Linked DNA regions of Homo sapiens: region 1 is linked to region 2. Evidence: read pairs that join two places in POLR2A ChIA-PET (ENCODE). Cell type or tissue: B cell. All regions are shown on one strand. Links, peaks and the distances in the headings refer to the core of each region. The heading gives the core; the rest is flanking DNA.

Region 1 (15,265 bases), core at 4,310-12,309, 67 kb before region 2:
AGATCATAAATTTGTGTTGTTTTAGGTCATAAAGTTTATGAGAATTTATAACTTCCACAACAGGAAACTAATGCTTCCCCCTAATTAGAATCTGTTTAATTAGGCTGCTTTGGTGGCAAGAATTAACAATGAACCTCAAACAATGAGGTGTTTACCTGAAGGCGACATGTGCTTAGAAACCCACCTGCTAGGAAGAGCAGGACACGGGGAAGCTCTTTCAACCACTGCAGATCTGGCGGCTCTTGGCCCCGCCAAGCTCCTCTTGATGTGTCTGTTTCTCTCTTCCAGTTGGCTCATTTTTTCCGTCTTCTCTGTGTTCGATAATTTATTCCTGGTCTCTGTTTCTTTTCAGTTCCTGCTCCCTCATAATTTTTCCCTGAAAATGGTACCTCATGGTCTCTACTCTACCCCAGAACTTTCCTTCAGCCTCAGGTCACTGTTATCTACTCTGTTCTTTCTGTCTTAGTTCTGTTCTTGAGGATGAACGTGACTGGCCGCGCTCAATCTACCATGCTAAGTCACAGCATGGGTTGCTGGCCAGACTCTCAGTGGGCTGTCCTTAGATCACATTCCTCTCTGAGTCCAGTGAGCAGAGGCCAGGACTGAGTGATGGGTTGAGAAATGTGGCTGCCCAAGAGCCATCTCATTACTGGGGTGTGGCGGATGGGAGGTTGATGGCTATTGAAGTCAATCTAGGGCATGAATAATGGACCTAGGGAGTTGCTTTTCTTTCTGAATTAAAACATCTCCACATGGAATCTGTCCCTGATAAATAGTAAAGAGGCTCGGAAAGTCTCAAGTGTAGTCCCTTTCCTCCACCCCTGCTACTTTGCTGATACTCCAAGCAAGAATGGATATCCATTTTCTGTCCCCAGAGAGCTAGGGATTTGTTACTTATTATTTTAATTATTATTATTATTAATTTTTTTTTCTGAGACAGAGTCTTACTTTGTCACCCAGGCTGGAGTGCAATGGCACCATCTCAGCTCATTGCAACCTCCGCCTCCCGGGTTCAAGCAATTCTCCTGCCTCAGCCTCCTGAGTAGCTGGGATTACAGGCACACACCCATGCCCAGCTAATTTTCGTATTTTTAGTAGAGACAGGGTTTCACCATGTTGGCCAGGCTGGTCTTGAACTCCTGACCTCAGGTGATCCACCCCCTTCAACTGCCCAAAGTGCTGAGATGACAGGCGTGGGCCACCACACCCCGCCGAGCTGGGGATGTGTAAAGGAGATATGTAATGAGGTAATGTTAGCTGTAGAGTTTGGTCCATGGCATAAAAGGCCAAATCAGGAAGGACTGGCACCAAGGCACTGAACAAAACCAACAACCTTTCTTAAGTACCTACTCTGTACCAGGCACTGTTTTAGGCGCTTGGGCTATACCTGTGAACAAAACAGCTCTCCCCTGGGAGCTGACATTCTGAGAGGAGGAGAAAGACATACAATAATAGTCAGTCTCTCAGTGAGGCTGACCACTCATTAGACATCCAGTCATAGGCACCCAGAGGAAGTCTTGGCAAGCGTGTGAAGTATCAGAAGAGAAGAGCCAGGCAGCAGTTCCTGGGCAGGGGTCCAGGCCTGGGGCAGGGAAAGGGAGGCCAAGGAGACCTGGCACTAGGGGCTGCAGGGTGTCAGAAGGTACGGGAGTGCCATCCTGGGGGCTTCATGTCACAGCCATTATGGAGAAGACCAAGACAGCTGGTGGGCTATGGCGAAAGGGACTTGACAGTGAGGATTAAAGTGCCAAAATGAAACCTCTGTCTTCTGAGAACTGGTTGCAATATGGAGAAGTTTGTAAAGCGTGGAAGCGTGGGGACAATGCTGACAATGGGATGCAGTTTAGGGGCTTGGTTTCTGAGGAATGGGACAACCTCACCTCGGGTCAGAATGGAGTCAGGATTCTGCACCCCTGACTTTGGGGCTTCTCAGTCCCTTCTCAGAATCTGGAGTTGGGCAGAACTTGGAGACATACTAACCAGGCCCATAGGCCTGAGTGGCCCCAGCTGTGCCACCTGGACTACAGAGGGCAGGCGGGAATCAGGCAGGTCCTTACAATCAGGGCTGATCCCTGGTTGTTCTTCTCCTTGTGTGACCTGAGACCTGCCTTGGGTTATTAGTTCTGACCACTAGGGCCATGAACAGCAAGTCTAAATCTTTCAAACAGCAGCCTTCCAATTATTTAAGGCTCTTATCGCAGTATTCTGGGCAGTGATTTTTCAAACTTTATAAGCAAGAGAAGCCCCCTCTCCCCACTGCTCACCACTCTTTGATGTGAATCTTATGCTACAGTCCAAATGTAAAGCAGAGAAAAGCAGAGCTGCTCCCTCTCTACCTGGGTTAGGGACCTGTTGTCCCACCCACTCCCTCTCTGCTCCCTGTATCTTGGCAGCCCCTTGGGCATCCCTGTGAAATTTTCAATGCACTTTGAAAGCCACTCCCTGAGACTTCTGTTTTTTAGGCTGAATACCTCTAGTTCCCTCCATAACTCCTCTGTATATCTATAAGCTTCCACAACCTTCACCAACCTGGTGAATACCAGGTGAACTGTATTTTGTCAGCATGTACTCGGGGACCATAAGTAGTCTGACCACCACAGCTCAGACCTTCTGTGAGCTAGACTCCTGGACACCCTGGAGTCCTTCCTTCCATGTGTATATATCTGCCCATCTACATTTTTGGTGTTCATTAGTTCATTTCATAAACACTTAACAGATCTGATAAAAGAAAAACTTCAGCTGAATTAAATTTAAAGAAGTTTCATTGAGCAATGAACGACTCACTAATTGAGCAGCCTTCCAGGCCAGAGAAGGCTCAGAGACTCCAGCGCAGCCACGTAGTAGAAAAAGATTTATGGACAGGAAAAGGAAAGTGATGTACAGAAAACAGAAGTGAGGTACAGAAACGGCAGGATTGGTTACAAGTTGGCATTTGCCTTGTTTGAACATGGTTCAAACAGCTGGCTACATTTGATTGGCCAAAACTTGAAGATTGGCACAAGCATAGGCTATGGTCTGTTTACACCTCCACTTGCTATAGTTTGTGATGTACAGAAAAACCTTTAGGCCAAACTTAAAATATGCAAGGAAGCAGCTTTAGGCTAAACTTGATTTAACAGATCCCAACTATGAGGTTTAATATTAAGCCTTCTATGTTAAGAACTGGAGTTAAAGGGAAAAATTAAATATGGTCTTTATGTTGAAGGGGGTTGAGGAAGGTTGGGGAGAGGTTTGCTTGGCTCTAGTTGGTAAGTGCTATGATAACTATCTGTCAAGGTGCAGGACACAGGCCAGTGATTCTACCTGTGGGGGGCTGGAGAGGGCCTCCTCCCAACCAACTGGCTTCACCAGCCTCTCTTCTAGCTCTGCATTCCAGTCCCTAGCTGTGTGACCTGGGGTAGATCACATACCTCTATGCATCCTCACCTGTTTTGTCTTGTTTAATATGAGGAAATTTGACCCAAATATTTCCAAAGTCCTTCCATGTTCCATCCCATGTGCCAGTTGTGATAGTTTGCAGCTTCTGATTTGGTACTGCCAGCTGGAGCTTGGGATGCATTTTTCTCATTTAGACACATTCTCCAGTAGTGGTTAGGAGTACTTTGTTAGAAGCTCAACAGTATCTTGAAATCTGACAGTAGCATTTCTCAGAGGAATATTCATGATCCTTGGGATTAAGACCTTATTTTTCCAGAATTCAGAAAATCCTCTGAACTCGTCATTCATAGCCTCACATTACCTCTGCTTGGCAGCTCTTATTTCATGTTGGGACCCTTAAACTTAGTCACTAATTCTGACAACACTCCTACTCTTGTATCCTGGATCAGCACAAGTATTTGCTTTCATTCTGGCCTAAATCTCCATCCCATCCCCATTTCTGATTTTGATCTTTTTAGATCTCAGCCAGTGTATTGTGCAGACAGACTCTTGGTGCTGTGTGTAAGTAGAACCTAACTACCATTACAACACTCCCTATGCTCAATCAAGTTTGTGGTGTAGAACAACTGACTTCTGAACAAATTTGGAACATGGCCCCTTTAGAAGTCCAGGACTTTCTATTAACTTTTGCTTATTTTTCTTTTTTTCAGTCTTAATGTATTTACCCTCTGGCCAGTCATCCAGTGATCACTTACATCAAACTTAGCATGAAAAGATTTTTTAAGTTGAAAATGTATGTCGATTTTACTTTAAGAGAATCGGTTCTTCTGTTCACCTAAACTATACTTAATTTTCTCTTCTTGGTAAAGGTGATGTCTTTTTTCTCTAATACTAGATATTCAAATTTCCTACCAGTTAAACATCGCTTATCTTGTTTATTTTGTACACACACTCCAAAGGTGCTTACTTGCGGTTATTAATGCCATATAACTCTGAATCCCTCAGCCCTTCTTCTTTGGACATGATTTGTATCCCTCTGGGACTCTGGAACTTTCAGATGTTACTCAAGGGAGATTTTTGAGATTTCTGGTCATTAGATATCCCCATTTAATTCCAAGTAGGGATGTCTAGTGATTTTTTTCTTTTATATTTATGACTTTTGAGAGCATAATTTGTTGTCTTGGTTTTCAGATTCCTTTGAGTTGTAAGGGTTTCTGATTTGAGAACTTCAACTTTGTTTCTCTTAGCAACCCTAATTTCAATCTTAATCTTCAATCTTTCTAACATAGCACAGTCTTCCAAGATAATGTTTTGTATCAGCATCCTAAAAGAGAAAGAAGAAAATATACAAAACGAGAGCTGTGTTGTGGCAAGCATGCATAAGACTATAATCATATATACCATCTTTACACTATACCCTAGTCCATAAAACTCCTTTGTGTATGCCCTTTTATATATAGTGCATTTAAGAGTTTTGAGAGAGAGAAAGGGGAGAATCTACCAAGCTTTGGCTCTCACAGCGTTCCTTTTTCATGTCTTTGTCTCTTAAGGCTTCTCATTCTTATCCTTCTTAAAGGTAAATATGACCTTCTCATAACAACTGCAAGTGAAGTGAAAGGCACCTTTCACTACCTTTCTCACCATTGTCTTTATCTGAATTGTAGCCCGAATATATTAATATGATATATTTGGTCATTGTTCTATACAAATAAGCAAACAAAAACCCAAACTCAATTGAGACAATTTGACTGTGATTGTCTATTCACCAGACAGAACATTTTTTTTCTAAAGAAATTGGAAATTCTTTAAGCAGTAGTCTGTTCTGGAGAGTCCTTAGAGACTACAGCTGTTCTGCTCCTAGCTCTATAGTCTTCACCTTCTGTTTGTTCCCTCCTTTCTTGTTTTGTTATCCTTTAACACTGAATATACTGCTGAACTTTTAATGATGTTCTTTTCTATTTTTAGATTTTTCTTTTGCATTTTTTTCCTCCCCTGAGAATGGTGCACATTTGAAAGCTGACTTTGAATTCATGAGAGCACTGTGTTTTCAGTACAGATTTTCTGCTTTGCTCCTCTTCTTGGTGTAAGTGAGCTGACTCTGCCCCAGGGCCGTCCCAACTGCAGAATGTGCCCTTGTTCCCTCAAGGCTTATTATCACCATTTCACAGAGAGGAAGAAAATATTGGCCGGGCACGGTGGCTCACGCCTGTAATCCTAGCACTTTGGGAGGCCGAAGCAGGCGGATTACGAGGTCAGGAGATCGAGACTATCCTGGCTAACATGGTGAAACCCCGTCTCTACTAAAAATACAAAAAATTAGCCGGGCGTGGTGGTGGGCACCTGTAGTCCCAGCTACTCGGGAGGCTGACTCTGGAGGCTGAGGCAGGAGAATGGCGTGAACCCGGGAGGCGGAGCTTGCAGTGAGCTGAGATCGCGCCACTGTACTCCAGCCTGGGCGATAGGCAAGTCTCCATCTTAAAAAAAAAAAAAAAAAAAAAGGAAAAAGAAAATATTGCTATGCTGGTTTCAGCAGAGCCAATCTCACTGAAGAATAGAAAGTTGTAGCCGGGCACTGTGGCTCATGCCTGTAATCCCAGCACTTTGGGAAGCCGAGACGGGCAGATCACGAGGTCAGGAGTTCGAGACCAGCCTGACCAACATGTGAAACCCCGTTTCTACTAAAAATACAAAAATTAGCCAGGCGTGGTGGTGCATGCCTGTAATCCCAGCTACTTGGAAGGCCGAAGCAGGAGTATTGTTTGAACCCGGGAGGTGGAGGTTGCCATGAGCTGAGATTGTGCCACTGCATTCCAGCCTGGGCAACAGAGCGAGACTCCGTCTCAAAAAAAAAAAAAAAAAAAAAAAAAAAAAAAAAAAAAAAAGAAAGCGGTTACCTCCTTACTTGTTCTACAGGGTTGGAATCAAATAAGATAGCAGAGTGGCAAATATAGGCAGCTTTATGGCATAAGGTATGGTGTAATTATAGTTTATCTATTATAGTATTATTAGTATTATGCATGTTTGCTACAACACAGCTCTCTTTGTGTATATTTTGTTCTCATTTTCTCTCTCTTTTAGGGGTCTGTTACTTAACTTTATCTTGGAAGACTATGTGCTGTGTTAGAAAGAACATAAAACTGAAAGCTAGAAAATCCCAGTACTAATCCTGGCTTCATGAACTGTAATGTGACATATAAATGCTGGTTATTGTTGCTACTATTAACAACAATAGCCAGGAATGTATTGAGTGCCTGCTGTGGGTTAAGCTTTTTACATGTGTTAGTTCATTTAATCCTCATGACAGCCCCTTAAAGGGGGTCGTTATTATATTATCTTCATATGACAGGAGAGGAAATCAAGCTTTAGAGAGGTTACCCAACATCACACCTCTAGTAAGTGGTATTCAGACTCAGGTTTGTATGATTCAGAGCTCCTAGTCATTGCTACCACACCTCATCTTTTTTTAGTATTATTGATAACTATAGCAAGAATAAGGGTAATGCATGCAGGTCAATGCTGCATGATCATCTACTTTATCCCTTTCCAAATTGGTAGAACCAACTGTTTGACTTTGAAGCTAAAATGAATCCCAAGGATCACTTAGTGGAGCCTCCTCAATTCACAATTGAGGAAACTAAAGCCCCAAGAAAGGAAATGCCTTTTCTAAGCTGACAGTAAACTCCAGTGTGGACACCTGAACCTCCGAACCATCTGACTGTATGTGAACACAATTTCCTGCTTTCTTCTCATTCACCATGCAACTGATGATCACATTTGTGTATTCCTCTCCCAGGGACTACAGATCTGATACTTTGGGTGGATGTCAGAGATCCACATGATTTAAAGCAGGAAATCAGGCCTGGTCTTTTCAAGGTCTTAGGTTCGCCAGGTGGGTGACTTCCATGCTGTCTTTACAAGTGACAATTTCCCAAAGGGATAAACTCACCACATACTGTCTCTCATTTTATTGCCCTGTTGGCTTTCTTATGCACTCTGTCAGTGTCCACAACCGTCTTCATAATAGGATCAACACTGACACTTGAGATACTATAGTCCAATAAATTGAAGGTCTCCAACTCATGACTCCTTGTATCAAGTAGGATACAATCTGCTGCAAGGGACAAATAACGAATCAAAAATTGAGACTCATTAAGCTTAAATAATAAGAGGTTTGTTATCAAAGAAATCAGGAGGTCTGGAAGAAGAGGCATGCTGGTGATGGTCAGCTAAGTGGCTCCATGACATTTAGGACCTATGTTCTTTCCACCTTTCTGCTCTGCCAACCTCAGTTGTCACTTAGCTCCCTCCAGGTTTCAAAATGGCTACAGCAGTTCCAGGCATCCCATCCTCACATCAGCCAATGTCCGGAGGCAGAAAATAGTGACTGTCTCATCCTTGCATAAAAGCAAAGAAGTCATTCCCAGGAATCACCCCCTGCTAACTGGCCAGCAGAGGGTCATATGTCATTTCCTAAGTCCATCACTAGCAAGGGAATATAATTTCCATGACTGGTTTAAACTAATTAAAATCTACCTGTATGGGGATGAGAGGGGCCTAGCCTTTCCAGAGGTCTTATAGAGGAATGTGGATTCTTGAAGAACTTCAAGGTTCTGATGGCAAGGAAGAAATGGGAATGGTGACTGATTAGGCATTTTGATATACTATCATCCTAAAATCATTTTAAACTAAAAAGTAAAGCATCATCACATTATGGAACTTGTCCTTTTTCCTTACTCAGTTACATCAAAAATGTCTGTCAGAAAACTAAGACAATTTTGGCCAAGTTTGGTGGCTCACTCCTAGCAGTTTAGGAGGCCGAGGCAGGTGGATTTCTTGAGCTCAGGAGTTCAAAATCAGCCTGGGAAACATGGCGAAACCCCATCTCTACAAAAAATACAAAAATTGACTGGGCCTGGGAGAACACACTGTAGTCCCAGCTACTTGGGAGGCAGAGGCATGAGGACCACCTAACCCCAGGGAGGCTGTAGTAAGCCGTGATCGCACCATTGAGCTCCAGCCTGGGTGACATATTGAGACCATGTCTTAAGAAAGAAAAAAAAAAGAAAAGAAAATTAAGAAAAATTTAATAGTAAATTAGGAAAAAAAAGTGCTCAGTGTTGGTGGGGGTGTATTGATGTAACCTTACTCATTGTTGAGAACACCACAAATGACATTCAACCTTTTGGAAATCCACTTGACAATACATATGGAGGCACAACAATATTCATGTGACCTAGTAATTTTACTTCTAAGAAATCAATCCAAAGTAGAGAAAAACTGTCAACACAAAGATATTCTAGTATTATTCAAGGCAACAAAAATTTGGCAACAACTAATGGGGTGTGCCATGGCATAGTGGAAAAGGCAGTGACTTGGGATTCAGCAAGCTTGAGCACAGCTCTTACTTTTACCACCTACTTGTAGCCAACCACTACACTTGTCTGAATTTGCAACAGCAATTATTATATTCGAGTTGTGGGATTGTTCAAGGGTTAAAGAAAATGAATACAGAGCCCTAATTACATAGTAGGCACACAATAAGGGGTACACACACACCATCTAAAACCAAGGAAATCGACCAGGTGCTGTGGCTCATGCCTATAAACCCAGCACTTTGGGAGGCCGAGGTGGGTGGATCGCCCGAGGTCAGGAGTTTGAGACCAGCCTAGCCAATATGGTGAAAGCTCATCTCTACTAAAAATACAAAAATTAGCTGGGTGTAGTGGCACATGTCTGTAATCCCAGATACTTGGGAGGTTGAACTTCTTGAGCCTGGGAGGTGGAGGTTGCAGTGAGCCAAGATCATGCCACTGCACTCCAGCCTAGGCAACAGACTGAGACTCCATCCAAAAAAAAAAAAAAAAAAAACCAAGGAAATCAAGGTTAACTCCTTTATAGACTTATGCAGGCATTAATATTTATATTAATTAAGACTTTCAACCAGCAGAAAAACCTGTTAATACAATAATAGTAAATGAAAAATCAGGATAACAAATTACTACCATGTTTAAATTAATCCTACACAATGAAAAAAATCCTCACATGCCAACATGCTGATAGGGTTATGTTAGGCTTAATAGGATGATGGGTAATATCCCCTCATTTTTTCTGTATCCTGACATTACATTTATAGTAAAAATAGTTTTTAAAAATACAAACCTATAAAAGAGTCTGAGACAGTCTTTTAGTATTTACTTTTCCCTTTTCCTTCTCTGTGAACACATCTGAGAAAAATTCTGCCACCCCTTTTTGGTGGTCTAATCTAGATGTATCCAAGATTGAGCTTTCTGTCCCGTTTTCTGCATCAGTTGATTTCTTTTCATGTTTTTCTAGGAAAGTTTTCTTCTGCTGTTTCCCCCTTTCTAGCTTTCTTCATGCACATTGGCCTCATTGTGTTAGTGTAATTTTCCCTCTCCGATATTCTGTCAATATTCTCTGTGAGCCTTTCATTCGTTCTTCATTCCTATTTTGTCTCTTAAATTGCCTTGCATTGATTCTACTCCTCACCGTCTTCTTCATGTCTTTTTTCCTGCAATTGCCTATCGATCTTGTCTATCTTGAAGGCTGAGAAGGACTTTCTGTTCATTAATTACTTGGCTTACTTTCACCTATTCTCCTCCTGTCTAGAAAATTACTCATCTCCATACACCCTTAGCAAGACTACTGAGATGTGCTCAAATTGCTGGAAAGCTAAAGAACAAGGTCAGAAGGCAGGTAGGAGCCACGGGAAGCTGAGTAGCTTTGAGGTCATGCCATAGAAGCAGTCTGGCTAGGACACTGTCACAGGCGTAGCAGCTATTGTCACTGCTGGACATTGTCACTGAAAATGGATTTAAACTGCCCTTGTGCTTTCATACTCAGCTGAGAATCAGAGTTGGGGTTGGAACACCTGACAGATGGATCTAGGTCAGGTGTCCATACCCTTCTGGCTGCCAGTGGGGAGACCGGTCTTCCCTGTTTGGCTTTCATGGTGGGAGATTGGACAGCCAAGCCTCATACAAAGAAAGGTCCCCGCCATGGGAAGAAAGTTCAGATCCTGACCGAGAATAAACAAATAAGTAAAAACAGAAAACCAGTGTCTTCTGCACTTTTCAGAATCCCGTGGTCCCAAAGGCAAAGAGCCTGGACTTTATACTGTTATTCTACAGTGCAGATACCTTCTGTTAAGTAGAATTCACCTATGCAGCATTTTCTTTTTGCCTTTTCATGAGGAATTCTCTAGCTCTGGCATCGTATTGCGAGCTAAGAGGATACCTTTCACTTTCCTCTTATTACTATAATGACCTTACTTCACGCTGGGTTTTGCTTATCTCTCTCCACAAAGGCAGCTTTTTCTGTAATGGCTTGGTCCATTGCTGATTCTCAAGCATGTCTGTCTCTTCTCCCATACCGACCCCTCCCTGGCATATGCACCGTTCGGCAGAATGTTAACTAACGCTCTTTTTCCATTAAACTAAAAGCTCCTTGAGGGCACATATTGCCTCTTTACCCTTAACACCTAGTACTGGGCCTGGCACATATCATACATAATGAATGAATGAATGAATGAATGAATGAATGAATGAATGAATAAACACATGTTCCCTCTTCTGTATTTTTAGTTCAGTGTTTTACAGCAAACACGTGTCCTGTATTTCCTGGAACCATTGGTGGTGAAATTTTCTTCTTTTCAATAAAAAATACTCGTTAACTGTCTAACTAGATATGCTTCATTTCTGTACAATTATAAAGCTTTCTTTATCAATACCTTCTTAGGTCATAGATGATTCATTGTGAAGCCACATTTCAATTTTGGTTCAGAAAAAGGTAATTCCTGTAATTATCATCAGAGATAGCATACAATTCTTGAAATGCTATTTAAAAAAAGGAAAAGCACCTTGTACAATTTCTTCTCACAAAGACCAAAAATAAAACCTCAAATGGAAATGTTTGAGTCTTAAATATATGTCTCTTGTTACCTTATCTATTTTTTATGACAAATGTAAGGGAGTGGGGATGTTAGCTTATGCGGAAGCCAGATCTATTACTGGGGTCAGATTTCTTTGTAGACTGTTGGGCAGCTCCCTGATGGATGTCCCCTATATGGGGCTCCCACTCAATATCTGGCCTGTGTCCTTTGGCCTGAAGGATGTGTTCTGCAACCATAACTCAGGGAAATAATTCTCCACCCTATCTGACCACCTTTTGATGATTACATTCTTTAACGACTTCTTTTACTATTCTAAAATAAAATTCATGAGAAACATAACCTATCTACACACACATTTTTAAAAACACCAAAAAATACTCTAACTGGAATATAAAGAAGACATAAAAGGAGATTAATTTATGATGCACTCTTGTGCATTTCAATAAGTATTAAAGGCTCAACACAACCATTCTAGAAGACAAAAGGAAGTCATAAGACACTTCACCTCTCAGCATGAATGTGTGGCAGCTAGGAGCACAGGTGAGTAGAGGTGTGTATGTGGAATGGTGAATACTATTGGCTATATTCCAAATAAAACTTAATAAAAGCTTCCCTTAATTCATATAGTAGGTGTATTACTGGGAAATTCACTAATTAAAAACTATGCCCCAGCACTTTGGGAGGCTGAGGCGGGCAGATCACGAGGTCAGGAGTTCAAAACAAGCCTGGCCAACATAGTGAAACCCCGTCTCTACTAAAAATACAAAAAAATTAGCTGGCATGGTGACAGGCCATTTGTAATCCCAGCTATTCGGGAGGCTGAAGCAGGAGAATTGCTTTGAACCCAGGAGGTGGAGGTTGCAGTGAGCAGAGATGGTGCCACTGTACTCCAGCCTGGGCGACAGTGCGAGACTGTGTCTCAAAAAACAAACAAACAAAAAAACTATGCCAAAATTTTGGGGGCTTGTGTGCAAAATAGAGTAAGGATCTATGTTCAAAAAATTGGAAAACTTTTTATATTTTTATTATGAAAAATTTCAGACATATAGAAGAGTTGAAAGAATAGCACAATAAATACTGGTATATATCCAAAAAGGTTGAACACAAATTCAACCATTTTTTTCCCAGAATCATTTGAAAGTGATGAAACATATCACAATTTATTTCACTATGTAGCTTCTAAAAATGACATTGTCCTACATATTTATGATACCATTATAACATCTAAGAAAATTAACAATTTCATAATACCGCCTGATATCTAGTCCATAAACAAATTTCTCCAGTTGACCCAAGCATTATTTTCAAGGCTGATTTTTAAAAATCAGGATCCAATCAGCATTCACCCATTATATTTGTTATATTTTACTAGTTTCTTTTAATCTAGAATAATCCCTTCATCTTTTTCTCCCATGACATTGATTTTTTTTTACACATCTGCCATTGGTTTTTGAAAACAAATTTGCCTTTCCTTTCTTATAATTGGAATCAATCATTCATCCAAGGATCTCTAATTCCATGGACAGAGCTAAGGCTGTGTGTGTACTTTTTTGTAATTGAGTTCATAAGCTACTTCCAATTCAAATAAAACATTGCAGAGATTTATCCTTTACATCTATTTTCTTAAGTTGACAATTTTGGTTCCTAATAACGTATATTCACTTATTTACTTTCGCCCTCAACATTAAAAAAATACTTTAAAAAAGACCATACCTGTAGATGTTATGTACATCCTGAAGTCTGTTCATATCAGTCTATCTAATTCTTTTCTTAATGGCTACATTATATTGTATTGTGTAGACGCACCTTAGTTTATTCAACCAGTGACACATTTATGGATGTTTGTATTGCTTCTAATCTTTTTAAAATTACAACAAATGCTGCCATTAATAACCCTGTATACATACTATTTTGTATTTGTGGAGGGGTAACTTACGAGTGGATTCTAGAAGTGGGATCACTGGGCAAACATTTAGAGTTTTAGAGTTTGCCAAATTCTCCTCCATAGAAGTTGCACCATTTTGCCTCCCCACCAGCAGTGTATAATAACATGTTACAAAAGGTTTTTCGTCTACACAAACATCCATATTGTACTGAAAAAGCCATGAGGGATACAGGACAATCCTTCCTTGGACATGGGGCAGTTCTCTATTCTGTGCACTGTCTGCCCACTGCAGGGTGTTGACTGTCCCTGGGCTCTGCCCTCTAACTCCCAGGAGGACCCTCACTTTACAACAACCCCAAAACTCCAGTGCAAATGCCCAAAATGCTCCATTAAGAGCGCCTCTGCTCCAGATACTCTAAAATCTACTCTTGGGATGAAGACAGGCCCTTAGAAAGCTGTGTAGTCAGGCCACATGGTTTTTTGCTTCCCGTATAATTGTTTTTGCTGACTTGCACTTGACATTATTGTATTTGCCAAGGACATGAGGTGAAGCAGCCCTATGAAGCTGCAAGTCAGAACTTCTGTGGGGATGCTCTTGCTCACGACATCCTACTGGGCTCTCTTTCCAAGGACACTGGGAGAAATGCCTCTCTCGTATAGATCCTGGGAGAGTTTTGTTTCTCTTGCCATTGTCCTCTGAATACAATGCATCACAAACTTGATCTCGCTCTCCTGTTTGTACTGGATGCTAGAACATGACTAGGCCAGTCTGTGCTCTGTTTCTGGCTTGGACACAGGATTTTACAATGGCATTTTGTGGACAAACCATCCCTAGATCTATCTTATTTTCCTATAGTCTTCATTTCTCCTTGTCTTATTTTCCTGACTCACCTTTTTAAAAAAATCAGTGGATTATATGATTTTCTAGTGTAATTAAATGATTTTCTAAGTTGCCTTGAAGAAATAAAAATTCAGCACCAGCCTCACAGAATTGTTGTCAGGATTATGCATGTAGGGCAGCTAGCCATGCCTGGCAGAAAAAAGGAGCAAGTAGTCCCTGCATCAGTCCTGTGTTCCTATCCCTCCACCTCCACCCCATACCCCTCCCACCAAAGCACACCTGCTCTCCACGACTAATGACAATGTCCGTGGATTCACTGAGTCCTACTTCTCCCTTTCTAGTTAGGTGCCCAGATGAGCTTTTGTTTTTGTTTTTGTTTTGTTTTTTTTGAGATGGAGTCTCACTGCAACACTCAGGCTGGAGTGCAACTGTGCCATCTTGGCTCACTGCAACCTCCACTTCCTGGGTTCGAGCAATTCTCCTGCCTCAGCCTCCTGAGTAGCTGGGACTACAGGTGCCTGCCGCCACGCCTGGCTAATTTTCATATTTTTAGTAGAGACGGGGTTTCACCATATTGGCCAGGCTGGTCTCGAACTCCTGACCTCAAGTGATCTGCCCCCCCCTTGGCCTCCCAAAGTGCTGGGATTACAGGTGTGAGCCTGGTCAAGATGAGCTTTTGAACGTGAACAAAATGTGTGTGTCTGCATGACATGGGCCACACAGTAGGTTACTTTCTTTACAGCACGACAGTAAATGTTTTTTCTGCATTAAGGAATGGATAGCTGTTCTTGTATCTGAAGATACTTGAACACGAGTGTATTAGTCAGGGTTCTCCAGAGAAACAGAACCAATAAGAGATATCTGTATATAAGTCTATATAGAGAACTATAGATAGATCATACAGGTATAGATACATAGAGAAAGAGTTGAAAAAACCAACTGTTTTTCCCATTATACTCTCACAACACAGAATGCTCCTGTAACCAAATGTGTGTGGGTTCCCCCCACCCCCAACTCCCCGCCACACCCAACAAGTGAGCAATTCTGCGGCAGACATCAGCTGGGTTTGCTCTAATTCAATTCAATTCAATGCTGATACTCCCTATCTACCTGCGGGGAGATCCCACAGGGTGAGAGCTCAGTCCCACAAGACTGCTCTGCCCTTCAGACTCCATTTGTGAGTCCCGGACTTCCAGAACTTCTGGCCAACAGGCTATACATTGGGGTGCCCATGACCCTTTCCTCAGATGTA
Region 2 (15,265 bases), core at 3,705-11,704:
TGCATTTTACCACCAGAGGGAGATAAGGAATAATAGTCATCGGAAGCTCCTGAGCCTACAAGCTCCTAAGTGCGTCAATTTTTTTGATTGAAGATAATTCACTCTCCCTCTAAATAATAAGCATACATTTTCAAATTTTGAATGCACTATATATTTTCTAAAATATAAAAATAAGCTATTTTTAAGCAATCTATTTACTGAAAGACAATACCTTAGAAACAGGGGTCAACAAACTTTGTAAGGCAGATAGTATAGTAAATATTTTAGGCTTTGTGAGTCATGATTTCTGTTGTAACCACTCAACTTTGCCATGTAGTTGAAAACAGCCATAGGCAATATGTAAATGAATGAGTACCCTATTTCAAGAAAACTTTAGTTATAAAATCAGACAGTGGGCTGGGTTTGGCCCATAGGCTATGATTTGCTGATCGCTAACTCAAAATTAAGTATTACGAATTCAGTTGCCTACAGTAAAGCAGGCTCTGTAGAGACCATGACAAATCAGGGAGCACATATTTTATTTAATAGCCAGCTCCACTCAGCTCCAGCCGATAGTAACTAGGCAGAATGTGAGCCTAGCATGACCAGATCTTTCTATTTTTCAAAAACAGATGGAAACCTGTATTTTTACATATTTCCCTATTTTAAAATTTTGGCAATTAGTTCAGACACCACCACCACCACCACCATACACACCTTGGGTACCCAGAAAGCAACTGCACAGACTGCATTTGTCCTGTTGAGCAGCTTCTGCTGCAGAGCAACTTTTAAAAATTAAAAATTAACCAGGCTGGGCATGGTGGCTCATGCTTGTAATCCCAGCACTTTGGGAGGCCAGGGTGGGTGGATCACCTGAGGTTGGGAATTCGAGACCAGCCTGACCAACAAGGGGAAACCCCGTCTCTACTAAAAATACAAAATTGGATGGGCGCGGTGGCGCGTGCCTGTAATCCCAGCTACTCAGGAAGCTAAAGCAGGAGAATTGCTTGTACCCGGGAGGTGGAGGCTGCAGTGAGCCGAGATCACGCCATTGCACTCCAGCCTGGGCAACAAGAGCGAAACTCCGTCTCAAAAAAAAAAAAAAAAAATTAACCAATATGCTGAAGACAGATGTGAAGATTTCTATCATTCTTTCATGTAAGTAAAGGAAATCAAAATATTTTACCCCAAAATATATTTCTTTAACATATTTTGAAATGGCTGCTGCAGAGCTGGCAAAGCGAAATGGCCTTGCAAAGCTGTCTTTTATGGGGTAAAATCTGCATCTGTAGAGAATCTCCATTAACACAACCAGGCTCTAGGAGAGATTCAGAGTCTTACACCTTTAAAAGTCTAAAAAGAAACATGTACCTTTGAGGGAGCCTTTATCTACATAATAATGCCAGCTCTGCTGACCAAGCCTATTTCTTTCTCTGGCCCTTAAACTGTCCTGCCACCAAAACCTGTTTGGGGGCAGGCACTGAGTCGTCATTCTTTCTTTAATCTCCAGATAGTATAAAAGCTTCTGTATTGTTGGGTTGGATCTTCATTCTGAAAGTTCCTGTATAGACATGCTAAATTGTATACCTTTTCTGCTATTAATCAACCTGCCTCATGTCAGTGACTTTTTTTAGTGAATCTTTAGAGGGCCAAGAGCCTATGGCCCCCACATAAACACTTACATAGCACTGATTAAGTGGGAGGCACTATTCTAAGTGCTTTGTCTATATTAGCTCATGAATTATCCTCACAGCAACCTTGTAAGGTAGGTGCTATTACTGTTTCACCCTGGGCAAAGAGAAGCTGAGTAATACCCAAGGTTACACAGCTGAGGTCTGGCAGAGCTGGGATTTGAACCTAGGCAGCTCTAAGGTAGAGTCTGTACACATAACCCATTAGGCTGTAACTTATCGGAAAGGGGTCTTGATCCAGACCCCAAGAGAGGGTTCTTGGTTCTTGTACAAGAAAGAATTTGGGGCGAGTTCATGGAGTGAAGTGAAAACAAGTTGATTAGGAAAGTAAAGGAATAAAGAAGAGCTACTCCATAGGCAGAGCAGCAGCACTGGCTGCTTGTCTAAGGACATTTATAGTCATTTCTTGATTATATGTTAAACAAGGGGCAGATTATTCATGAGTTTTCTGGGAAAGGAGTGGTCAATTCCTGGAACTGAGGGTTCCTCCCTGTTTTAGACCATATAGGGTAACTTCCGGATGTTGCCATGACACCTGTAAACCGTTATGGCACTGGTGAGAGTGTCTTTTAGCATGCTAATGTATCATAATCAGTGAATAATGAGCACTGAGGACGACCAGAGGTCACTTTTATTGCTGTCTTGGTTTTGGTGAGATTTGGCTGGCTTCTTCACTGCATGCTGTTTTCTCAGCAAGGTCTTTATGATCTGTACCTTGAGCTGACCTCCTATCTCATCCTGTGACTTAGAATGCCTAACCTCCTGGGAATGCAGCCCAGTAGGTCTCAGCCTCATTTTACCCAGCCCCTATTCAAGATGGAGTCACTCTGGTTCAAAGGCCTCTGATGTAACCGTCTCCCTTCCATGGCTGCTTTCCTCTCTTAATCCTGCACTAAGCTACAGCAATAGAGAGAAGAAGACTCTTGTCTCTCTTCTAACTAGACTTGGGCCTCAGGGTCAAGGTTTCTTCCCAGTCAACTTATCTTCCCAACCCAAGTGTGGACTTTGTGGCTTTGGGGAAAGTCAGGTCTGAGATGACTTCATCCCCTACTGTGAGGCAAACTCCCTAGCAAATGTCAAGTTGAAAGTTTGGATCACCCCATCACTTCTGTGTTTATATTTTATTGTAATTATTTTTCAGTAAAGCTTACTGCTCTGGAATTTGGATTAACTCTACACACAATATTTAGTTTAATTATCCATCGTGCTTTTCTAATTTGTTCTAGCAAGCCCCAAGAAAATGACTTCAGATAATGTGTGGAAAGATTTCTTTCTTAAAGCTACAGTAACTGAATATAAGAAAAGGCCATCAAATGGAAATTAAAATTGCTTTAAAAGGATAGTGATAACTCATGTCTAAGTTTGCTCAGTTGAAATCACAGTTTTGAGAGAGAAGTAGAATTTTTTTTCTCTAGCAAACTTAAAAGAAATGACGAATTAGGTACTTGTGTCACTTTTCTAAAATGCAGCTATGAGTTTTATTGCTGATTCTTGAAGATATTCTGAAAAGTAATTTCAGCTGCAAAGGAAATGCAGGAGGCAAAACAAATTATAGTCCCTCTTTTCAAAAAATGTGAATACCTCTGGGAGACCAGTGAAGCTATCAGTCATACACAATTTAATATGCAATACTTTTTGCAGCAATGTTTTCCTTCTAATGCCCACAGAAGCTAGATTCTGCTGGGAAAGGAAAGTTTTAGAACTTCTGGGGTCACGTGAGGCTTATGGTGATAATGCATGTAGTTTCGTAACAGAAACAGGGTTTGCCTGGAACTGTCCCAGTTTTAAAACTGAAAGTCTTGTATCCTAGGAATGCCCTCAGTACCAGGCAAACCGGGACACTCAGTGACCCTAAGATCACCGGACGGCGTTTGTGATTTCCTGTCTAGTTCTGCTCTCACTTCCCTCCTCTCCTCACAGCTAAGCCATCTTAACTGCTACTTACAGATATGGCCCCACAGGCTCTGAATAACCTCCTCAGTGCTTTCCAAACCTCCTTGACTGTGGGAATCACCTGGGTGCTTGCCAAACCCAGATTCCCAGGCTGCACTTTTGGTAATTCTCATCCAGAGGTTTGCAGTAGGTCCTGAGAGTCAGTGAATTCACCAAAGCCAGGGGAGTCTTATAATTGGAGAAGTTTGGGAAGCACTAATTAGCCTACATTCAAAGGGGTATGCAAGTACTCTAGTTCAAGAACCAGGAGGCTCAGTATAATCCACACTCGCTGTGGCCTGGCTTGGCCACTGGGACTGTCAGAGGCATTCGAACCAGAACAACTTCATCTTGAATAGGGGCTAGGTAAAATGAGGATGAGACCTGCTAGGTTGCATTCCTAGGAGGTTAGGCTTATTCACAGGATGAGATAGGAGGTCAGCATAAGATACAGGTTATAAAGACCCCACTGATAAAACAGGATGTGGTCAAGAAGCCAGCCAAAACCCACCAAAACCAAGGTGGCAACAAAAGTGACCTCTGGTCATCCTCACTGCTCATTATAGGCTAATTATAATGTATTAACATGATAAAAGACACACCCATCAGTACTATAACAGTTTACAAATGCCATGGCAATGTCTGGGAGTTACCCTATATGGTCTAAGAAGGGGAGTAACCAGCCCAGCGCAGTGGCTCATGCCTGTAATCCCAGCACTTTGGGAGGCCAAGGTGGAAGGGTCACTTGAGATCAGGAGTTCAAGACTAGCTTGGTCAATATCGCAAAACTCCCGTCTCTACTAAAAATACAAAAGTTAGCTGGAAGAACCCTCGGTTCCAGGAGAAACCCCTGCCCCATTCCAGGAAAACTCACGAATAATCTATCCCTTAAGTAGCATATACTCAAGAAAATAACCATAAAAATAGCCCGCTAGCAACCCTTGGGGCCGCTCTGTCTATGGAGTAGCCATTCTTTTATTCCTTTACTTTCTTAATCAACTTGCATTCACTTTACCCTATGGACTCACCCTGAATTCTTTCTTGCACGAGATCCAAGAGCCCTTTCTTGGGATCTAGGGATCGGGACCCCTTCCCAGTAAGAGGACCATTGCTAGCAACTGGTTTCCAGGGGGCTCCCCACACACTTAGGAACTGATCCCTGAATATTTGTCCAGGGGCTGACCTTTCCTGCCTGCTGACAGAGGTCTCTGCTTCTTCCTGCTTTTCTGAATGTCTGGAAATAGCTTATTCTGAGAGTCGCCATTTTCTGTCCCTGTACTCTCATGGAGTCTACCACTCTCAAGGTCATTGCCCTGTGTGTGGAACTGCCACATCTCACCTCTACCTGCAGCTGAGTTTGCTTCTCTGTGAGTCTTCACTGTTCCTGGCCTCTCCTAGTTTCTCCTGTAGACTGTGTTTAATGCTTTTCTGTCAAAATGTTTTAAGAGATTCACCACGATGAGAAGAATGCAAAAGGCAAGGGATACTGCTTAAGGGTGTGAGCCCCTGAGCTGACTGCTGAAGTTGAACTCCAGCTGTGTGATCTTTGGCCTCAGTTACTTAACCTGTGAAATGGGGATAATCATAGTATTGATTTCCTTACATTGTTGGCAGGGTTAAATGAGAAGATATCTGTAAAGCATTTAGCATGGTGCCTGACACCTTTGAAACTGTAAATGTTAGCTATCATCATCACTCTTATTATTACTAGTGCTCTTATCATCATTAATTGTTATATTATTTTTACTAGGAAGTAGGAGAAGGATATAGAAGATAGGGCAGGAGAAGATCCTTTATCTTTTAAAAAATTTGCCATGGAGGCTGAGTGCAGTGGCTCATGCCTATAATCCCAGCACTTTGGGAAGTTGAGGCAGGAGGATCACTTAAGCCCAGGAGTTCGAGACCAGCCTGGGCAACATAGAGAGACCCTATCTCTACAAAAAGTCAAAAAATTAGCCATGCATGGTGGTATGCGCCTGAATTCCAGCTACTGGGGAGGCTGAGGTGGGAGGATTGCTTGAGCCCAGGAAGTCAACTGTGTAGTGAGCCTTGATCACACTACTGCCTCCAGCCTGGGCCACAGAGTAAGACCCTTTCTCAAAAAAACGGCCAGGTGCAGTGGCTCACACCTGTAATCCTACCACTTTGGGAGATGGAGGCAGGCAGATCACTTGAGGTCAGAAGTTCAAGACCCGCCTGGCCAACATGGCAAAACCTCGTCTCTACTAAAATTACAAAAATTAGCCAGGTGTGGTGGCATATTCCTGTGGTCCCAGCTACTTGGGAGGCTGAGGCATGAGAATCTCTTGAACCTAGGAGGTGGAGGCTGCAGTGAGCCAAAATCACACTACTGCATTCCAGCCTGGGTGACAGAGCAAGATTCTGTCTTAAAAACAAAACAAAACAAAACAAACAAACAAAAAAACCGAGCAAACAAAAATTTGCCAGGGGCTTTTGAAAGAGATATTCTCCCTCTTCTTCATCTGCTCATCTTCCTCACCATACCAAAGGATTACAGCAGCTGCAGTTTCAAAAAGAACATCAGGATACATGACCTGACCATTCAGTGGGAAGAATTTAATTTCCAAACACTTCTAGAAAATTCCAGTGATATGATCAGGCATTTGATTTCTGCTTAGAGGACCAAGAATGTAAGCTAAGACTATTTAGTATAGATACATTGGATGTATGGAAGTTTTATGGGATGGTCTATAAATCCAGCCTCCATACATGTTGTGAAACCCTAATAGCCAACTCACATCTGGATTTTAGCAATATAACCCATTGCTATGACAACTATTAATTATATCATGTTGTGCCCCAACTCAGTGCACTGGAGTACTCTCCAAAGGGAAACACATTTACATGAATCAATTTATCTTTCATCTCATATCAAAGAAGCCAATCAGATTATTTTTGCCCAGCGGATCTATTATTAAAGGAACAATTTTGTCTTTAAGTCCCTACTTATTGATGAACAGAATTCATCTTATTTATAATACCAGTATGAAAGGCAAGGTCTTCTGCAGATTAAAGAAAGCTAGTTACTTCAGCAGTACACTTCAGACGTGTACATGCACAGGCCAGCAGTCACTATTTTTCCAGAGTCCTCTCCACATGGAAAGGTTAGAAAAAAGGAAATCCCAATTGCACTCTCAATTAAACAGCCACTGAGTGCTCCAAAGTATGGTTTTTAGCAATGTACTTTATTTTTATTTTTATTTTTGGAGATGGAGTCTTGCTCTGCTGCCCAGGCTAGAGTGCAGTGGTGCAATCTCAGCTCACAGCAACCTCCGCCTCCCGAGGTCAAGCTATTCTTCTGCCTCAGCCTCCTGAGTAGCTGGGATTACAGGCGCCCGCCACCGTGCCTGGCTAAGTTTTTTTGTATTTTTAGTAGAGATGGGGTTTCACCATCTTGGCCAGGCTGGTCTTGAACTCCTGACCTCGTGATTACAGGCGTGAGCCCAGCCAACAATGGATGTTTTTGACTCTAGGTCTCTTGCACGCAACATCTCAAGCTTTCCAGCAGTGGTAGTGTTACCAGTGGTGGAATTCACACAAATCTGCAGCAAACTCGATCCTTGTCTCCTTGGAGGAAAAAATTCTGCTGAGGGGCAGACACAGGTTTAAAGCAAAGGGAAAGACTGAGGCAAGTTTTAGAGCAGGGATGAGAGTTTATTAAAATGTTTTAGAGCAGAAGCAAAAGGAAGCAAAGTACATATGGAAAAAGGCCAAGCTGGCAACTTGAGAGGCCAACCGCCCCATTCAGCCTTTGACTTGGGGATTTATACATTGGCATGATTTTGGGGCTTTCTTTTCTCCTCCCTTGATCCTTCCCTTGGGGCGGGCTGTTGCTCAACCACCACATGCACAGTGTTGCTCAGCACTTGGGAGGGTGACTGCGTGCATAGTTTATTTTACTGCAGTTGCGCGCATGCTCTCTAGGGGCAATTTTCCTTTACCGGTCGACTGTTCCCAGGTGAAGGTCATATACCTGCCACTTTGCCTCTTAGTGTGCATGCTTGGGCCTGCTTGTCCAACCCCTGAACTCTTATTGAGAAGCTGCTGATCACCAGCTCCAGGTATTTTCTATCTACTGGGAGCCTGTCTTTGCCTGGTGCCGGCTGTGACCAATTATCATTTCAGAGAGAGTTTAACAACCGCCTGATCATCACCTGATGGTCACCTGACACTCCTGGGGGTGCCCTCTCCTGCCCTGCTCATATCTGCCTATCTACTCTAACAGTAGAAACATTCTAACACACACTTTATAGTTTTCACGTGGCAGCTAACTTTGTACAGGCATTGCAAATTCAGATGGGAAGAGCTCCACCTATGATTTTTGTCTGAGACTTTAAGGTTAGTAAAGAAGGTCAGACGTTTCTCCTCCCCTGGGACTCCCATGAGCTCAAAACCTCAAAGATGTTTCACCAAAATGACAGGCAATGTTATTTTGGTTAGAGATATGCTTCTTCAAGGAGAAGTGAAAGCATCTCAGCTTCAGGAGTGATATGACTGTGTGCCCTTGAGCACGTTTCATGGCATGGAAATGAAGAGACCACTCCCTTCAAGGCAGTGAGTCATAGCTCCGTTGGGGTCCATGTTGCTCCTAAGAATCCTTTCAAAGCTGGGCATGGTGGCTCATGCCTGTAATCCCAACAATTTGGGAGGGTGAGGCAAGAGATGTACTCGAGCCCAGGAATTTAAGACCAGCTTGGGCATATTAGTGAGTCCCCATTTCTCCAAGAACTAAAAAATTAGCCAGACATGGTGGCACCCCCCTGTAGTCGTAGCTACTCAAGACACTGAGTGGGAGGATTGCTTGAGCCCAGGAAGTTGAGGCTGCAGTGAGCTATGATTGTGCCACTGCACTCCAGCCTGGGTAGCAGAGCGAGACCCTGGCTAAAATAAAATAAAACAAAAAAAAACTTACTTGTGTTGGGTGCCTTTTGTGCTGTCCACTCAGGTGACATCCACCCTGGCCTCCTCTTCCTTGGCAGTCCTAACCATAGCACTCAGCACTTTAGCCTGTAAGGGATGTTAGTGGAGTGTCCACAGCTAAACCAGAACCTACTTGGGAGTGGAGACTGTGAGCTGTCCCTTTTGTCTCTCATAGCTCCTATAATTCCAGTGACTGGCCAGTGTGGTGTCTCATGCCTGTAATCCCAGAACTTTGGGAGGCCGAGGTGGGCGGATCACCTGAGGTCAGGAGTTCAAGACCACCCTGGCCAAAATGGTGAAAACCCGTCTGTACTAAAAATGCAAAAATTAGCTGGGCATGGTGGTGGGTGCCTGTAGTCCCAGCTACTTGGGAGGCTAAGGCAGGAGAATAGCTTGAACCCGGGAGGCAGAGATTGTAGTTAGCCAAGATGGTGCCACTGCACTCCAGCCTGGGCAAAAAGAGCAAGACTCTGTCTCAAAAAATAATAATTCTAGTGGCTGATGAAGATGAAGAAGAAAGATGATGATGATGACAGGTTAGCAGCAATAGCAGCTAACATTTTGGACTACCAAAGCTGATGCTGAACTGTTTTCACTGGATTTCTCATTTCATCCTCACAAGAATGCTTTGTGGTACAGATAAAGAGGCTGAGACTAAGAGAGGTTAAACGGCTTCTTAAGGTTGCCGTAGGGTTGAATAGTCTCTCCCCAGTATTCATTTCTACTCAGAACCTGTGAATGTGACCTTATTTGGAAATAGGATCTTTATTAAGTTTAAGATGAAGTCATACTAGATTAGGTTGAGCCCTAAAGTCAATAATTGGTGTCCTTAGAAAAAGAGGAAAATGTGGACACAGACACAGAGGATGCACACAGGTTAGGAGGCCATGTGAAGACAGAGGCAGAGGTTGGAGTGATGCTGCCACAAGCCAGGGAATGCCAGGGATTGCTGGCAACCACCAGGAGCTAGAAGAAAGACATGAAGCAGATCCTTTCTCTAAACCTCCGGAAAGAACCAACCCCAATGACACCTTGATTCTGGCCTTCTAACCTCCAGAACTGTTAGAGAATACATTTCTGTTGTCTTAAGCCACACAGTTTGTGGTAACTTGTTACAGCAGCCCTAGCTGATGGATATAGTAGTTTCACAGATACTTGGTTGAATAAACTGACTTGGGTGGTGTATTAGTCCATTCTCACGCTGCTAATAAAGACATACCCAAGACTGGGTAATTTATAAAGGAAAAAAGTTTAATTGACTCACAGTTCCACAGGGCTGGGTAGACCTCAGGAAACTTACAATCATGGTAGAAGGGGAAGCAAACACATCTGTCTTCACATGGTGGCAGCGAGGAGAAGTGCAGATCAAAGTGGGGAGAAAGCCCCTTATAAAACCATCAGATCTCATGATCTCACTATCATGAGAAGAGCATGGAGTAACAGTCCCCATGATTCAATTACCTCCCACAGGGTCCCTCCTATGACATGTGGAAATTATGTGAACTACAGTTCAAGATGAGATTTGGGGCCAGGCACAGTGGCTCACACCTGTAATCCCAGCACTTTGGGAGGCCAAGGCGGGCAAATCACTTGAGGTCAGGAGTTCGAGACCAGCCTGGCCAACATGAGGAAACCATGTCTCTACTAAAAATACAAAAATTAGCTGGGCGTGGTGGCACACACCTGTAGTCCCAGCTACTTGGGAAGCTAAGGCAGGAGAATCGTTTGAACCTGGTAGGCAGAGGTTGCAGGGAGTAGACATTGTGCCACTGCACTCCAGCGTGGGCAACAGAGTGAGACTTTATCTCTCAAAAAGAAGAAAAAAAAGATGAGATTTGGGTGGGGACACAGCCAAACCATATCAGGTAGTGACTTGAACCAACCTATAACTCACCTAACTCATCTGAGAGATCTGCATAGCATTGATTGCTATGAGAATCCAATGTAATAATGTAACTGCCCCATGGGTTCTCCTTACCCTCTGCCTAGACAGAGCTGATTTATTAAGACAGGAGAATTGCATTAGAGAAAGATTTCAATTCATGCAGAGCTGGCTGTATGAAATTTTATTATTACTCAAATCGGTCTTCCTGAGAATTTGGGAATTGGAATTTTTAAGTATAATTTGGTGGGTAGGGGCCAGTGAGTTGGGAGTGCTGATTGTTTGGGTTGGAGAGGAAATCAAAGGGAGTTGAAGCTGTCCTCTTGCACTGAGCACTTCCTGGTTGGGGGCCACAAGACCAGATGAGCCAGTTTATCGATCTGGGTGGTGCCAGCTGATCCATGGAGTACAGGGTCTGCGAAATATTTCAAACACAGAACTTAGGTTTTATATTAGTGACGTTATCCCCAGGAGCATTTGGGGACATTCAGAATTTTGCAGCCTCCAGCAGCATGACTCCTAAACCATAATTTCTAATCTTGGGGCTAATCTGTTAGTCCTGCACAGGCAGTCTAGTCCCCGGGCAGGAGGGGGATTTGTTTTGGGAAAGGGCTGTTACTATCTTTGTTTTAAACTATATGTTCCTTCCAAACTTAGTTCGGCCTATGCCCAGGAATGAACAAGGACAGCTTGGAGGTTAGAAGCAAGATGGAGTTGGTTAGGTCAGATCTCTTTCACTGTAATGATTTTGTCAGTTATAATTTTTGCAAAGGTGGCTTCAGTAACACTTTTGCCACAACAAAATCTTTGGCTCTCAGTGTGCTTTGTTGTTTTGGTTAAAGTACTTCATAAAGTATAGCAATGCAAGCATTTGAATATGCACAGAACCCCTCTGGAGTCATCCACAGGGAATTGGTAGAGGAGGTGGTCTCTGTGTAACTGCCCAGCGGGTTCTTCCTGCCTACTGCACAGACAAAACCAATTCACTGAGACCACAGGATTGTAATGAAGAAAGAGTTTAGTAGACACGAGGCTGGCCATGCCATGTGGGAGACAGAGTTGTTACTCAAGTTGATCTCCCAGAAGATTCAGAGGCTAGGATTTTTCAAGGATAGTTCGTTGGGCCAGGGAGTCTGCTTCTGGATGAGATCAAGACTGGTGGGCAGGGGCCTGTGGGTCCGGGTGGAGCTATTGCCAAAATGCAAAAACCTGAAAAGACATCTCAAAAGGCCAGTCTTAGGTTCCACAGTAGAGACGTTACCTGCAGGGGTAATTGGGGAAGTTGCAAATCTTGTGATCGCCAGAATAATGGTGGTAATCATTTACATCTATACCTTAGCAGAATTCAGGTTCTTCACATCCTCCCCGTGGCATTTCACTCTCTTTACAAAGGCATTTAATTTTGGAGAAGGGCTATTACCATTTAAACTATAAACCAAATGTGTCGCAAAGTTAGCTTGGCAAAAGCCCAGGAATAATTAAGAAGGGCAGCTTGGAGGTTAAAGGCAAGGTGGGGGTTGGTTAGATCAGATATCTTTCACTGTCATAATTTTCTCACTGTTACAATTTTTGCAAAGGCAATTTCATCTGGGGATGGGAACTGGTTGCGGGGAGTCAGGTGTGGGTGAGGACTTAGTCTTCACTGTTTACATTATTGAATTGGGTTACGTATTCATGCAGCACCTATTTTAAAAGGTAAAAATTTAAGTGATAAAGAGCTATGTGACAGTTATTCCCTGTGACTCACTTTCCTCTTCCTCTTTCTGTTTCTCTCTGTTGCTGTGTCTTTGGTGAAGCAGAGGGTAGAGGACATCATGGGTCAATGAGCTGTGGGTTGGGGCCCAGGACAAGGATAAACATTCCAGATCAAGAGTTGAGTGCTTGTCTCCCACACAGTACTCCCACTCCCTGCTCTGAGGCTACTTGCTGCTATCTTCATTGTGCATGTCAGGCAACGCAAATTCCCCCCATCCCCCATATACTCAGACCTCCAATCATTTGTCAAGTAGCTCATACGATATTATGTCGAGGGCCTGGGGCAGTACTTGCCCATAGCAAGTGCTCAGCTGAAATGCACTGAGGTACATGGCTGGAGCCCTACCCCGATTCTTACTGGATGAAGGCTTCCTCCCTCCCCTTGTTAGGCTGAGCCCCAGGCAACTTTTCCAGAAAGGGTACAGCTGTGGGGACAGGAGGGCATACATGCAGCACCCAGAAATGATTCTATCTTCTCTTCCATCCCTATTAGGCCAATCTTTCAGAATTTATGAAATATCAAGCAATGTAATCAAATGAGGAATCCGTTGCACGCACTGTGGGCCTGAAATACCAAAGGCAGCACAGTGAGGAACAGAAAGGAGGAATGCAATCTGTTTCCAGCAAGTTAAGGTAGAATTGAGCTTGCCTTCCTCCCCCACCTTCTCACTTAGCCTTTCACCAGAAAAATCATGCAATTTCCCCTTCTCTCTAATGTATACTAATGTATGGTATTTGTAGTGGATGAAATTGCCATGCAGGAATTTGGGATGCTGGTATCTGAGGAGGCAGATGTCTTGCGAAAAGGTTACCATGAACCTGTGGGGAGGGGTGTTGCCCACCGCCAGGGATCTACAGCTGAGACTGCTCTGCCTGGGCCTCCCACACGCTGGCTGGCATCTGGCTGGACTGGAACTGTAACCGCCAAATGGGTTCACCTTGCCCGCTGCCTAGACAGAACCAATTTATCAAGACAGGGGAATTACAATAGAGAAAGAGTAATTCACACAGAGCCGGCTGTGTGGGAGTCCAGAATTTTATTATTACTCAAATTAGTCTTCCCGAGCATTCTGGGATCGGATCTTTTAAAGACAACTTGATGGTTGGGCGCGGTGGCTCACACCTGTAATCCCAGCACTTTGGGAGGCCGAGGTGGGTGGATCACCTGAGGTCAGGACTTCGAGACCAGCCTGGCCAACATGGAGAAACCCCATCTCTACTAAAAATACAAAAATAAGCTGGGCGTGGTGACTGCGCCTGCAGTCCCAGCTACTCGGGAGGCTGAGACTGGAGAATCACTTGATCGAGGGAGGCAGAGGTTGCAGTGAGCTGAGATGGCACCACTGCACTCCAGCCTGGGCTACGGAGCAAGACCCTGTCTCAAAAAATAAATAAATAACATAAAGACAACTTGGTGGGTGGGGAGAAGCCAGTGAGCCGGGAGTGCTGATTGGTCAGGTCAGAGATGAAATCGTAGGGAACTGAAGCTGTCCTCTTGTGCTGAGTCAGTTCCTGGGTGGGGGCCACAAGATCAGGTGAGCCAGTTTATCCACCTGGGTGGTGCCAGCTGTGCCAGCTGATCCATCAAGTGCAGGGTCTGCAAAATATCTCAAGCACTGATCTTAGGAGCAGTTTAGGGAGGGTCAGAATCTTGTAGCCTCCAGCTGCATGACTCCTAGACCATAATTTCTAATCTGTGGCTAATCTGTTAGTCCTACAAAGGCAGTCTAGTCCCCAGGCAACAAGGAGGCTTCTTTGGGGAAAGGGCTGTTATCGTCTTTGTTTTAAACTGTAAACTAAGTTCCTCCCCAAATTAGTTCAGCCTATGCCCAGGAATGAACAAGGACAGCTTGACGTTTAGAAGCAAGATGAAGTTGCTTAGGTCGGATCTCTTTCACTGTTTCAGTTACAATTTTGCAATGGCAGTTTCAGAACCACTAACCTTATTTTGGCTCACAAACTTATATATGCTTTTCTGGACTTGCCCTCTCCCTTAGCTATACTTGTTTTTTTCCAAGATACTCGTTTTGACTCAAAAGAAAATTGTAATAGGGAAGAAATCAAATCTTCACCTTACTGCGAGGCAAACAGGAGTTGGAGAGGTTTGAAAGTGTTCTCAATTAGAGGACGGAAAAAAGTGTGACAGGTAGGCCACAGGGAAATGCTTTTCATTTGTTCAGACAGTCACATCAGAAAGAACCAATCTGTTAGAAATACTAAACGGGTATTGGTATGGATTTAGAACAAAGGCTACTGACATAAACATGAGCACGCACATGTCTGCAGTTCTGAGCTGGAAGACACATCTGTTTATTAAGGGCTCAGTCCCCTAGGGGCAGAGATGCCCAGACCGGTTAGACTGGATTGGGAGTCCATTATGGATTGAATCCATTGTGCTTGGGCCACCTGTCTGCTTGTGATAAGAGAGAGGCCCCGGAAGGCGGAAGAATCATCGGTTTCCCTGGTCAGATGAGGCATCAGGGGTGGTTTTTCCAAAGGGAGCTGTGTGGTTTTACTTTCCCCACGTAAGGATTGAAAATCATGTTATTTGCTTCATACTAATATACGTAGGTCTACATATGTGTAAAACCTCATTGAATCTCCTCCGCCAGCCAGTCGGGTGTTAATTGCCATTGACATCATTTCCACTTCACAGATGAGCACACCACAGTCCAGAGAGATTTAGCATCAGGTTATAATGTTTGGTGTTTGGACCCAGATAGTCTGGAGTCAGGAGGCTATGCAGATTAATCCAGTGGGCTCTTTATCACCGAAATAGAGCTCACTCATACATTCCAGAAGTATTTACTGAGATTCTGAGCGCTGGATGCCATTCCTGGTACAGGGTGTTGGGGAGGGAAGATGGGGGACCCAAATGTGAATAATGCTCAGCTCTGGCCTCTGGGAGCCCACCTGCTGCTGCGGAAAACAGCCAATGATAAAATAATGGGTAGGACAGGGAGAGTGGGATGGGATCCCAAGAGATTCTCCTCATTCAGCTGTGGGGTGATGGTATCAAGGAAAGACTTCCTGAGGGAGGTGAATCTCAAAGGATGAAGGGGTTACTGGTGGGCAAAGCACTGGG

Evidence for each region. Peaks named below come from ENCODE experiments on the same cell type or tissue, not always from the same donor. Only the 100,000 strongest peaks of a DNase experiment are listed, where the experiment ranks them.
Region 1: POLR2A ChIA-PET joins it to region 2 with 10 read pairs; 2 of 35 experiments call an interaction of 5 or more read pairs at or near these places.

The regions. Positions count from the first base shown.
Region 1 is chr6:15,826,485-15,841,749 of GRCh38, forward strand. It overlaps LOC105374948 (a long non-coding RNA gene), which reads right to left and starts at 7,979. Exons shown (of 3, transcript XR_926530.3): 1 at 7,912-7,979; 2 at 7,325-7,489; 3 at 3,809-4,702. In B cell, for the core only: no CTCF peak of the experiment used is centred there; no DNase peak of the experiment used is centred there.
Region 2 is chr6:15,893,756-15,909,020 of GRCh38, forward strand. No RefSeq gene overlaps it. Among named protein-coding and RNA genes, the nearest start is that of LINC02543, 94 kb to the right of the region's middle. RefSeq lists enhancers at 2,503-2,797, 7,555-7,644, 7,825-8,104, 8,605-8,664, 11,417-11,566 and 3 more. In B cell, for the core only: a CTCF peak has its summit at 7,559; a DNase peak (open chromatin) is centred at 7,956; H3K4me3 peaks cover 1,359 bases; H3K27ac peaks cover 2,380 bases.